Regions from separate parts of the Homo sapiens genome. Here region 2 is linked to region 1. Evidence: read pairs that join two places in POLR2A ChIA-PET (ENCODE). Cell type or tissue: MCF 10A. All regions are shown on one strand.

Evidence for each region. ChIA-PET counts read pairs that join two places held together with the same protein. Peaks named below come from ENCODE experiments on the same cell type or tissue, not always from the same donor. Only the 100,000 strongest peaks of a DNase experiment are listed, where the experiment ranks them.
Region 2: POLR2A ChIA-PET joins it to region 1 with 5 read pairs; 2 of 35 experiments call an interaction of 5 or more read pairs at or near these places.

What each region holds. Positions count from the first base shown.
Region 1 is chr13:32,879,847-32,884,846 of GRCh38, reverse strand. The region is part of intron 3 of LINC00423 (long intergenic non-protein coding RNA 423); the gene reads left to right. Among named protein-coding and RNA genes, the nearest start is that of LINC00423, 29 kb to the left of the region's middle. In MCF 10A, no CTCF peak of the experiment used is centred here; DNase peaks (open chromatin) are centred at 2,826 and 3,556.
Region 2 is chr13:32,827,109-32,832,108 of GRCh38, reverse strand. All of the region lies in intron 4 of LINC00423 (long intergenic non-protein coding RNA 423), which reads left to right. Among named protein-coding and RNA genes, the nearest start is that of LINC00423, 82 kb to the left of the region's middle. In MCF 10A, no CTCF peak of the experiment used is centred here; a DNase peak (open chromatin) is centred at 2,078.

The DNA.
Region 1 (5,000 bases):
GTCAGTCCTAGCCCATTCCATCTTGGTCATATAGGAAAGACGATATTTGTCTGGGTGTTTTTTTGTTTGTTGGTTGGTTTGGATTTTTTTTGAGACAGAGTCTCACTTTGTCACCCAGGCTGGAGTGCAATCTCGACTGCAACCTCCACCTCCCGGATTCAAGGAATTTTCATGTCTCAGCCTCCTGAGCAGCTGGAATTACAGGTGCCCACCACCACGCCTGGCAATTTTTGTATTTTTAATAGAGACGGGGTTTTGCCATGTTGGCCAGGCTGGTCTTTAACTCGTGACCACAAATGATCCGCCTCCTTGGTTTCCCAAAGTGCTGGGATTACAGGCGTGAGCCACTGTGCTGGGCCATTGTCTAGATGTTTCTAAATCTGCAAGGTTTTATTATTTTCCATACTCTGTGCATTTGCATAAAATCATCAGAGGCCAGAAATATTGTTTCCAATCATTTGGCTTTTTTTTTCTTTTTTTTTTTTCTGGAAGCACATGTAACTCCTCTCTTTTTAGTCTTCTAAATCACCTAGCAGTCTTCCTGATACATAGCAGATACTGCATAAATATTTTTGCAGCGAAAATATTATATATGCCCACCATTCTGTAGCATCCAGGATTAGAAATATTTTCTATTTCTCCCCAGTAAGTGCTTATTTAAAGCTATTAGAATCCAGCTGGGCAAATCTCCCACCAAATACAGTCTTTCAGGTCTATTGAGATGCATTTTATTCTTCAGCAGGCTCTTGCATACCCCCACCTCATCTCCAGTATTAAGAGCCAAAGTTCAGAAAACTACCACTAGCTGTGACTGTAATCAAGTTACTTAACTTCTCTGTGCCTTTGTTGAGGAACTGTAAAAGAATAATCATGTCTACCTCATAGAAAATCAAACAAGCTGGTGAATACAAAGCACTTAAAACAGTGCCTGACAAATAGTAAGTATCCAGCAGATGTTAGCACATATTATTATTACTGGAATCACTAAGCTGTTACTGCCTTGACACTGGTTGTTTTCATCTTTGACTGACATTGAATTTTTTTTAATAGCAAAGAGGTGTTAAGGTAATGAGGACAAAAAATCCAAATCCTGAATACGAAAGCAACATTAGCAGAATTCCGGGACATGTGCCAACAGACCAGCAGGCAGCACCAGCATTTTATCCCTATTAAAAGACTTGTTCATCTACAAAGTGATGCCTGCAAGCAGCCTCTGGAAGCAGCTGTGGGTTAGTCCTCTGAATTTAAAGGTTATTTGCTGACTGGGACATCCTGCCCACTCAATAGTTAGGGGAAGGAATAAAGAGAAGGCCTATAAGACCAGAAGAAAGCACCTTTAACTTGTCTAAAATGAAAAATTAAATCACCCCTTTCCCTGAATGTTATTTTCCAAGATAGGAAGGATGGGCTGAAGATGTTGTTATGCCAAAAACCCAGTGCCAAGAATGAAAAGTTTTGATATGCACATTAAGAAAAATGTGTAGGAAGGTGAGCCTTCCAGAAATGTGGCTAAAAATACTCAGGACCAGACTCAGAACTGAGACAGGACTTAGAGGTCATCTCATTTATTTCCATTACTTTACGGGTGAGGAAACGGTCCCAGTGAGATTAGTACTGTACCAAACCCAGATCTCCCCTTTTCCCATTTTAAGCAACCCCTGATGGTTCAGTTAGACCAAAGGTACACTATTCAAATCATAGTAGAAGAGGCAGATACTCTATTAAAGACCTAATGGACAAAAATATCCTTTATAACTTTTGGAAGAATGAAATAGAAAAATATAAACCAACATATGGAATATAATAAAGAAAACATGGAAAGACTCCTCCCAAACATTACCCAGTATGAATGCTGCCAGAGAAAATCATTCCTAGAATTTTCATATGTATCCCAAATCATATAATTTCCAGCAAGTCCTTCTCTTCACTTCTCCAGGATAAACTTAGTGGACTCCAACTTACTGTCATCATTTCCAGTGTTCTTTATTGCTTCCAAAATCCTAGCCAGAGGTTTTATTCACTGTGGATGCCCTCTACCAAGTCTGAGAGCTAAGAAGGGCATTGAGAAGAGGTGTGGAGCAGAAGATTTAAAGATATAGTCATTATATATAAGCTATTTATTTCAAAGGGGCTTAAACATTTGATGGATAGGTGGATGGATGGGTGGGTGGGTCAGTGTGTTTCAAGTTTTTTGAGAGGTCCTATAGCATCCCGGTTAAGAGTACAGTTTCTCAAGTCAGAATGCCTGATCTTAAATCCCAGCTCCATAATTTTTTGGTTATGTGATTTTGGGTGGGGTACTTAATCTCTACATATCTCAGTTTCTTTTTTTTTTTTTTTTTTTTTTTTTTTTTGAGACGGAGTCTCACTCTGTCACCAGGCTGGAGTTCAGTGGCGCAATCTCAGCTCACTGCAACCTCTGCCTCCTGGGTTCAAGCGATCCTCATGCCTCAGCCTCCCAAGTAGCTGGAATTACAGGCACACACCACCACACTCAGCTAATTTTTGTATTTTTAGCAGAGACAGGGTTTCACCATGTTGGCCAGGATGGTCTTGAACTCCTGACCTCATGATCTGCCCGCCTTAGCCTCCCAAAGTGCTGGGATTACAGGCGTGAGCCACCGTGCCCAGCCTATCTCAGTTTCTTCATCTGTAAAATAGGTGTGATGGGGAACTTAACTCAAACTGTTTTGAAGATTAAATGTGTTAATGCACATACAGCCCACAGAAAGTTCTCTGGCATACAGCAAAGATGTCATTAAACCTTCGCTACTACTATCCAGTGGTCACTCCTCTGGCAAACACAGTTATCTGGAAAAGTGCCAAAGTAAACCTTTCAACAAAACCTGGGCACCACGTCTTGGCTGCTTAAGTCATAGACAAGCTTCATCTTGTTTTACAATAAATTCTAACAAGTATATCTGCTCTCCCTGTATAGAAAATTAAAGTAACAGGTAATTGTCTTCCTCCAGATGCCAGCCCCAGAAGCAGCTCCATAATTACTCATGCAAACTATTTTTGTGGAACACCTGCTGTCTCCATAGCACAGTGAGAAGACCAGATATTTTCCGTACTCCAGGAGGTCACAATCTGGTAGAGAAAACAAGTTATACACAAATGCGTAGGTGACACCACAAGAGTTAAAGAAGCAAGTGCAAGAGCAGATTGGGTGTGTTCCATGTTAACCAAGCAACACAGAGGAACAAGTGTTGCTTCTTGGTGTAGGGAGGCCCATGGGCCATGGTAGACAGGAAGCTAGAGCTGCCAATATACAGACAGGAGGAACCTCCACTCACACTCCAAGATGAATACCACTAGGCTGCCAAAAAATTAAAATGATGATTTTTGGAGGAAGACATGCATACACAAACCTGTGTGTGGAAACCAGACATAAACCCACAGACCATCAGTCAGTATCACAGACAAGGCTGCATGAGTCACCATAGGGTTCCTTTATGGCTGTGTCTCCTTAACTGGGGGCACTGGGCCTCCAAGAGCACCAGGATTTCTTCCAACTTTCCAAGCTGTGAGGCCCCACCTCTGCAACTGTCAGCTTCCCCTGCCCTGCCGTGGCTCTTCCTAAGACTGCAGAAGCCTATCATGAATGCACATTTCCTAAACTGTAGACTCATTCCTTTAATAACTCTTAATGTCAATTTAGCCAGCACAGCCTGTGCAGCAATTTATGACTGAGTAGGAGGCAGAACAAAGTTGGGCTAAGCAGGATGAGTAAGCTTTCCCAAGCCTCCCTTCTATTAGCTGGGTTGGCAAGGGACTTGGTGAAGGCTTTAAAACTCGTATTGAAAATGACTGCTTTTTCCAGGCTGTCCGCGCATGGTTCAGCCATTTTGTAATGATTAGCAGGTCTGTCTCACCTGCAAAAAGTTTGCAATGGTCACTTTCCTACTGGGGTGGTTGGCAAGAGCTGCCCAGAGCTGGTCCCCATGGGGACACTCATGGAAGTGGCCCTGCCATCCTCAAAATCCCAGCGTCTTTTCTAAGAGGCATCAGAAAACAGTCTTGCACTTAGAGTCAGAAAGACCATTGGTCATCAGCCTGGACCCAGGGTCTCTGACATGAGGCTATGCTTAAAAGCTGACTCTTAGTTGCCTGAATATGCTGGAGAAGGGCCCAGGCCTATGGCTCTGGGTTGGTCAGCATCCATGGTCTAGTCTGTCCAGGAAAGCTACAGGACTTTCCACCTCCCTCCCTCACTGCAGGGGAAATGGTCCATTTTTAAGACATTTACCTGAGATGATCCCTTGAACATACTCCTGGTCTCTTAAAACTTGGCCCGAAAATCACTGAAAAAAATTATAGAAATGAAGGAAATCTGTGTGGAGTGGAGGGGAAGCTGGAAGCGAAGCACTGCCATTTCTAAGTAATTTGGGTTGGAAAGAGAGGAAGACATTGGAGGACACTGTTTCTGGAAAACCACTCAAATGGGCCATTTGGGTATGTAAATATCAAGCCAGGACCATAATTGGAGAAGAGGCTTTTGAGACACAGCTGTGGTTCTTGAGACTGAAATGCTCTTTGTGCTCACAAAAAAATATTATCTGCATGTAAAGTACACTTTCTACTCTATACATTGAGTTGCCTTTGGGGAAATTTTACTTCATTTTATATTTTAAGAATGGTTTGAGTCATTTTTATGCAGGAAAATTGCTGTTTGTTCTTGGGTTGATATGCATGCTTTTGTTTAATCGGTGGCTGTCAGAGAATTGGGGATGAGGCTCAGAAGCTAAAGGAGATGCTCTTGAGAAATGAAATGAAAACTCAAACACCAACCATGTAGCTTCAGAAGTCTGGAAGGGGCCACGCTCTGCGGTTTTGGTTGGACTATTCCTGCACCCCAGGAATGGCAGCTCTGAGAGCTTCAGAGACAGGCTTCTGGTGAGGACATGGGTATTCTCACCAGGGACATCATCACGATGGCTGACAGGGACACTCGACAGCTTCCTGGACTGTGTCATGAACCAAAGGAGCCAGAGCCTTGA
Region 2 (5,000 bases), 53 kb after region 1:
ATCAAAACCTATGAGCTATGTTAAAATCAAGAAATTTTCCCCTAAAAGATATCGTTAAGAGATGAAAATGCAAACCACAGAGTGGGAGAAGTTCCTTGCAGTATAAATATCCAGTCAAAGACCTATGTCCAGCATACACAAAGAATGCCTATAACCTGTTTTTAAAAGACGGTCAATTAACAGAAAAAATCCTGGGCAAAAGATTTGAACAGGTACTTCACAAAAGTAGATTTCCTAATTATGGCCTACAAACATATGAAAAGGTGCTTAACTTCATGAGTTATCAGGGAAATGCAAATTAAGATCACAATGCAATACCACTACATATACATCAAAATGGCTAAAACAAACATTACAAATTATTCCAAGTGCTGACAAGAATATGGAGCAATGGGAACTTTTATTTAATGTTGGTGGGAGTGAACTGATACAAGCGCTATGGAAATATTTGGCAATATTTACTAAGTTGAACACATATATGGCCCACGAACCAGCAATTCCACTTCTAGGTTTATTATACTCAACAGAAACGCATATATATAGACCAAAAGACACATACATGAATGCTCCTAGAAGCTGTATTTGTATTAGCCAAAAATTGGAAACAACCCTAGTGGATAGACAAATAAACTGTGGAATGTTCATACACTGGAAAATAGCAACAAGAATGAACAGTTATAACCCATAACATGAAAGAATCTCGCAACCATAATACTGAATGAATGAAACCAGATATAAAAGAGTACATACCGTATGATTCCACTTACATAAAGTTCAGACTCAGTCTATCTTTCTAGAAATCAGATAGTGGCTCTCCGTGGGGAGGGGAGGGTGACTGAGACAGGCCACTAGGGTGGGGGCGCTGGTGAAATTCGATTGCTCACTCTGAGCACTGGTTACACAAGTGTAACACAGACACAAGTGCTGTGTCTATGCATTGAGGATTTTGTATGTCTCTGTGTTGGTTATGTTTCAGTAAAAAGTTTTACTTTTCAAAGTCCCATATGCTAAAAAAAGAATAAAAAACCCAAATGCAAAAATTAAACTGAAATGACATAAAATCCAGGTCCGTAAGTGGCCCCTAACCCTTGCACCATCTGGCCTGGCTCTCTGACCTTCATGGCCTGCAGAGCTCCCCTTGCTCCCTAAGCTTGGCGACACTGCCTCCTCATTGTTCCTCAGACATAATAGACAGGCTCCCACCTCAAGGCCTCTGCCCTCACTTAGGGGTTTCCTCCCCCAGGTAACCCACACTCACTCACTGAGGTATTCAATTCTACCCAAATGCCGCCTCTTCAGAGAAGTCTTTCTGACCATCCTGCTTCCTATGACGTATCACTGCCTGCTATGATGGTGTTTCCTGCCCCTGCTATAATAAAACAACATGTGGGCAGGAACTTTTTCTATTTTATTCCCTGTGGTGTCACCAGTGCCTAGAACAGGGATTTGTTGAATAAAGAAATGAATGAAACTCTCAGTGAACGATGATTTCTTATTCATTATTGCACTCCCCCTCCCTGCCCCGAGACTACCCATAACAGATGCTCAATATGTTTAATTGCTTTGGAGCTGAATTAAGAAAATTGCATTGCCAATAAACCGTTCCGTGGGGAGACCACAACGCCTTCTGTGGACAGTATATGCTTGTTACCATTGCCATGCCGTGCTCTGAAAAACAAGGCAAAGCTCTTAAGATGTGCAGTTAGGCTGTGTATCCCTTTCTCACTTAAAAGACACAAAGCCAGCCATAAGAAGACAGATCGATGCAATGATTCAATATTGCTGTCACCTAAGGGAGTAAGAAAACAACCCTTTTGTTTGGTTGCGAGTTTCCTGCAGGGAAGAATCTTGAGTGATGGGGGAGTGAGAACACACTGGAATACTTATTTGCCGGATGACACCGGCTGCCTCAACGCCCATGCAATATTAACTCTTGGTGTCTCCAGGAGAAATGACAAAAAGTCCGTTTCTCACCATGACACTCGGTGACTCACCCAGCTTTCTTTATGTGCTGCATCACAGGTGTAAGTAAGACTTGTGGAAAGAGGGCTGATGAAGGTGCGTGCAAGGCATGTGGCTGCAAAGGCCACCTTATTCACAGCATTCAGACCCAGCAGAGGCTGACAGTGGCTGACTCACTGTGTGTCCTGCAGGGGAGGTGCTGGAGATGGAACTCAGCTTCTCAGGAATCTGCAGGTCACCCAGCAGGCATAACCCTTGCCCAGAGGAAAACAGGAGCAGGCCTGGGCCCTGACTCTTCCTCCAGGGCAGCCTTGGGCTCATGGGGAAGGAGCCTCCTCCCCAGCCACCCTTTCCCTACACCAGCGATGCAGAGAGCTCCCCACTCCTGCTGTTCTAAAACCTGCTCTGTGAAAACTGAAACTCACTCACACTGAGGCAGACATGCTGATAATAGCTTAAAGAAGTTTTTCATCTAAGGCCGAGACTGTAAACCAAAAGTAAAATTCTAAGAGGCCCAATTATCAGAATGGATCCCTCCTCTTGGCCAAGGGCATTCCAGAGTTAACCTGAAAATCTAGCTCAGGCCATGATGAAAGACGGGGGTGGACACGCCTCATTAGATCCCCCCAGCATTAACATCAACACAGACCTTAGGTCTGATGGGAAACATTTATGATCTAGTTTCTCTGGAGCCTGCTACCTAGAGGCTTCATCTGCATGATAAAACCTTGGTCTCCACAACCCCCTGTCATAACCCAGACATTCCTTTCTACTGATAATAACTCTTCTCTGCCAACTTCGAGTTGTCCCACCCTTCCAGATCAGATCGAACCAATGTACATCTCACACGTATTGACTGATGTCTCATGTCTCCCTAAAATGTACAAAAGCAAGCTGTACCCCGACCACCCTGGGCACATGTTGTCAGGACCTCCTGAGGATAAACTTTCTAAATTGATTGAGACCTGACTCAGATATTTTGGGGTTCACAAGACAGTACAGATTTCCTTGGGGAGCCTAATTGAACTCCTCATTTGGTCTCTTAAAATTATGTCTCTATCTTATTTATCTACTTTTACTGTGGTCCCATCCTTCGGTTTATTCAGACTCAACATTTGACACTTTTAACCTAGGACATGTCCAAAGTTTTACTCATTTTTATATACAGTATGGAAAGCCCGGTGCCAGGTATGCATTCCTCACAAACACGTGCGTTCCTCCTCTCCCTGACACACAGTCGAAGCGCTAACTGTGGGCTGACTTGGTGCCATGCTCATCTTCCCATGGCCATGACAGGGGAAAATGCAGTCCCCACCCAACTGGTGTCACTCTCAACCACCTCCCTCACTTCAAAACTTTCCATGGCTTCTCAGAGCTAAGGAGAATTGAACCCAAACATTCATCCTGGCATTTAAGGCAAATCCCTCAGAATAAGGGCTAGTTCCCTGTCCCCATCAATGCCAAAAATGAAAGGCTTAGAACTGGAGAACGAAGGACAAAAATTCAGATTCAAACCTTTTTTTTTTTTTTAATGGAGTTTCACTCTTGTCGCCCAGGCTGGAATGCAGTGGTGTGATCTTGGCTCACTGCAACCTCCACCTCCCGGGCTCAAGTGATTCTCCTGCCCCAGCCTCTTCAGTAGCTAGGATTACAGGTGCCCGCCACCACGCCTGGCTAATTTTTGTATTTTTAGTAGAGACAGGGTTTCACCATGTTGGCCAGGCTGGTCTCGAACTCCTGACCTCAGGAGATCTGCCCATCTCGGCCTCCCAAAGTGCTGGGATTACAGCCATGAGCCACTGCGCCTGGCCTAAAATCTGTTTATTTCTGTACTTTCCCTGAAATTTTTTAATTTGAAAAAATATATCTGGAATTTTTAGAAAAATTAATAAGATGTTTAGGGTAAAATATTCTTAATTACTTATATTTTTGTATCCTCCAATTGAGCCTTAAATGGAAAGATTCACATTAAAATATTAATAGAGTAAGAGGCAACTTTTGAAGGAGGCTTATGGCATTGGTTGTGGTGATGGTTTCACAGATATATGGTGTACTGCCTTTGCAAAAATTATAACTAAGGAAATTATGACAGTGAAAGAGACCAGACCTAACTGACTCCACCTTGCTTCGAACCTTTAAGCTGCCCTTGTTCATTCCTGGGCATAGGCTGAACTAATTTTGGGAAGAAATTCAGTTCATGGTTTGACTCTGAAACAGAATTGATAATAACCCTTTCCCAAAAAGTCCCCCTTGTTGCCTGGGGACCAGTCTGCCTTTGCAGAGGAGACAAACAGTGTTGTTTACTGTTTGCACTCAAGCACACACACACACATAGAGAGACAGAGAAAGAGATTGAGAGAGAGAGAGAAAGAGAGAGAGAAATACCAGAAATTTGTCTGGTAAGAAATTCTTACCCTTTTTGCCTGCATACTAGGTTTCCAGGTTCCCCTTCTCTGCAGCTTCCAGAAGAACGAAGCGGCTTTTGATGACCCAGTTCCCTGTGCCATAGCTATAGAGGTCAAACCACTTTATAAAAGAAAATCACTCTTTTCTCTTTTACGGAACCGTAGGCAAAAGATTCTTATTTTTGCAAGATGCTGCCCAGCAGGTTGCACGGGGAACCGAATTAACATTTTTCATCCCAGCCGAGGCAAAATACACGTAACAAACCAGACACTAGTCACCTCGTTCAGCACCCAATATCTGGCAAGGCTCAAACCGTCTCCTGTTGGTCCCTGTTGTCTTTAATCCACTCACAGTGGGGAGAGATAACCTCCCACCACAGACTCAATGGGCATCTTTAGGCAAGATAGAAGAGCAGTCACCCTGAGTTAGGCCTGCTGGACGTTCGTTCATCAGCAATTCCTTCAGGGTTCCCCTCCGCACATATAAACACACACACACACACACACACACACACACACACAGAGTAAAACGAACAGAAGGCCTTCAAGACACAAATTCCAGAACCAGTTTCAAACCAAGAGTATTCCTCCAAACAAGTCCCCTATTCTCTGTCCAATAAGACACCCTGTAAC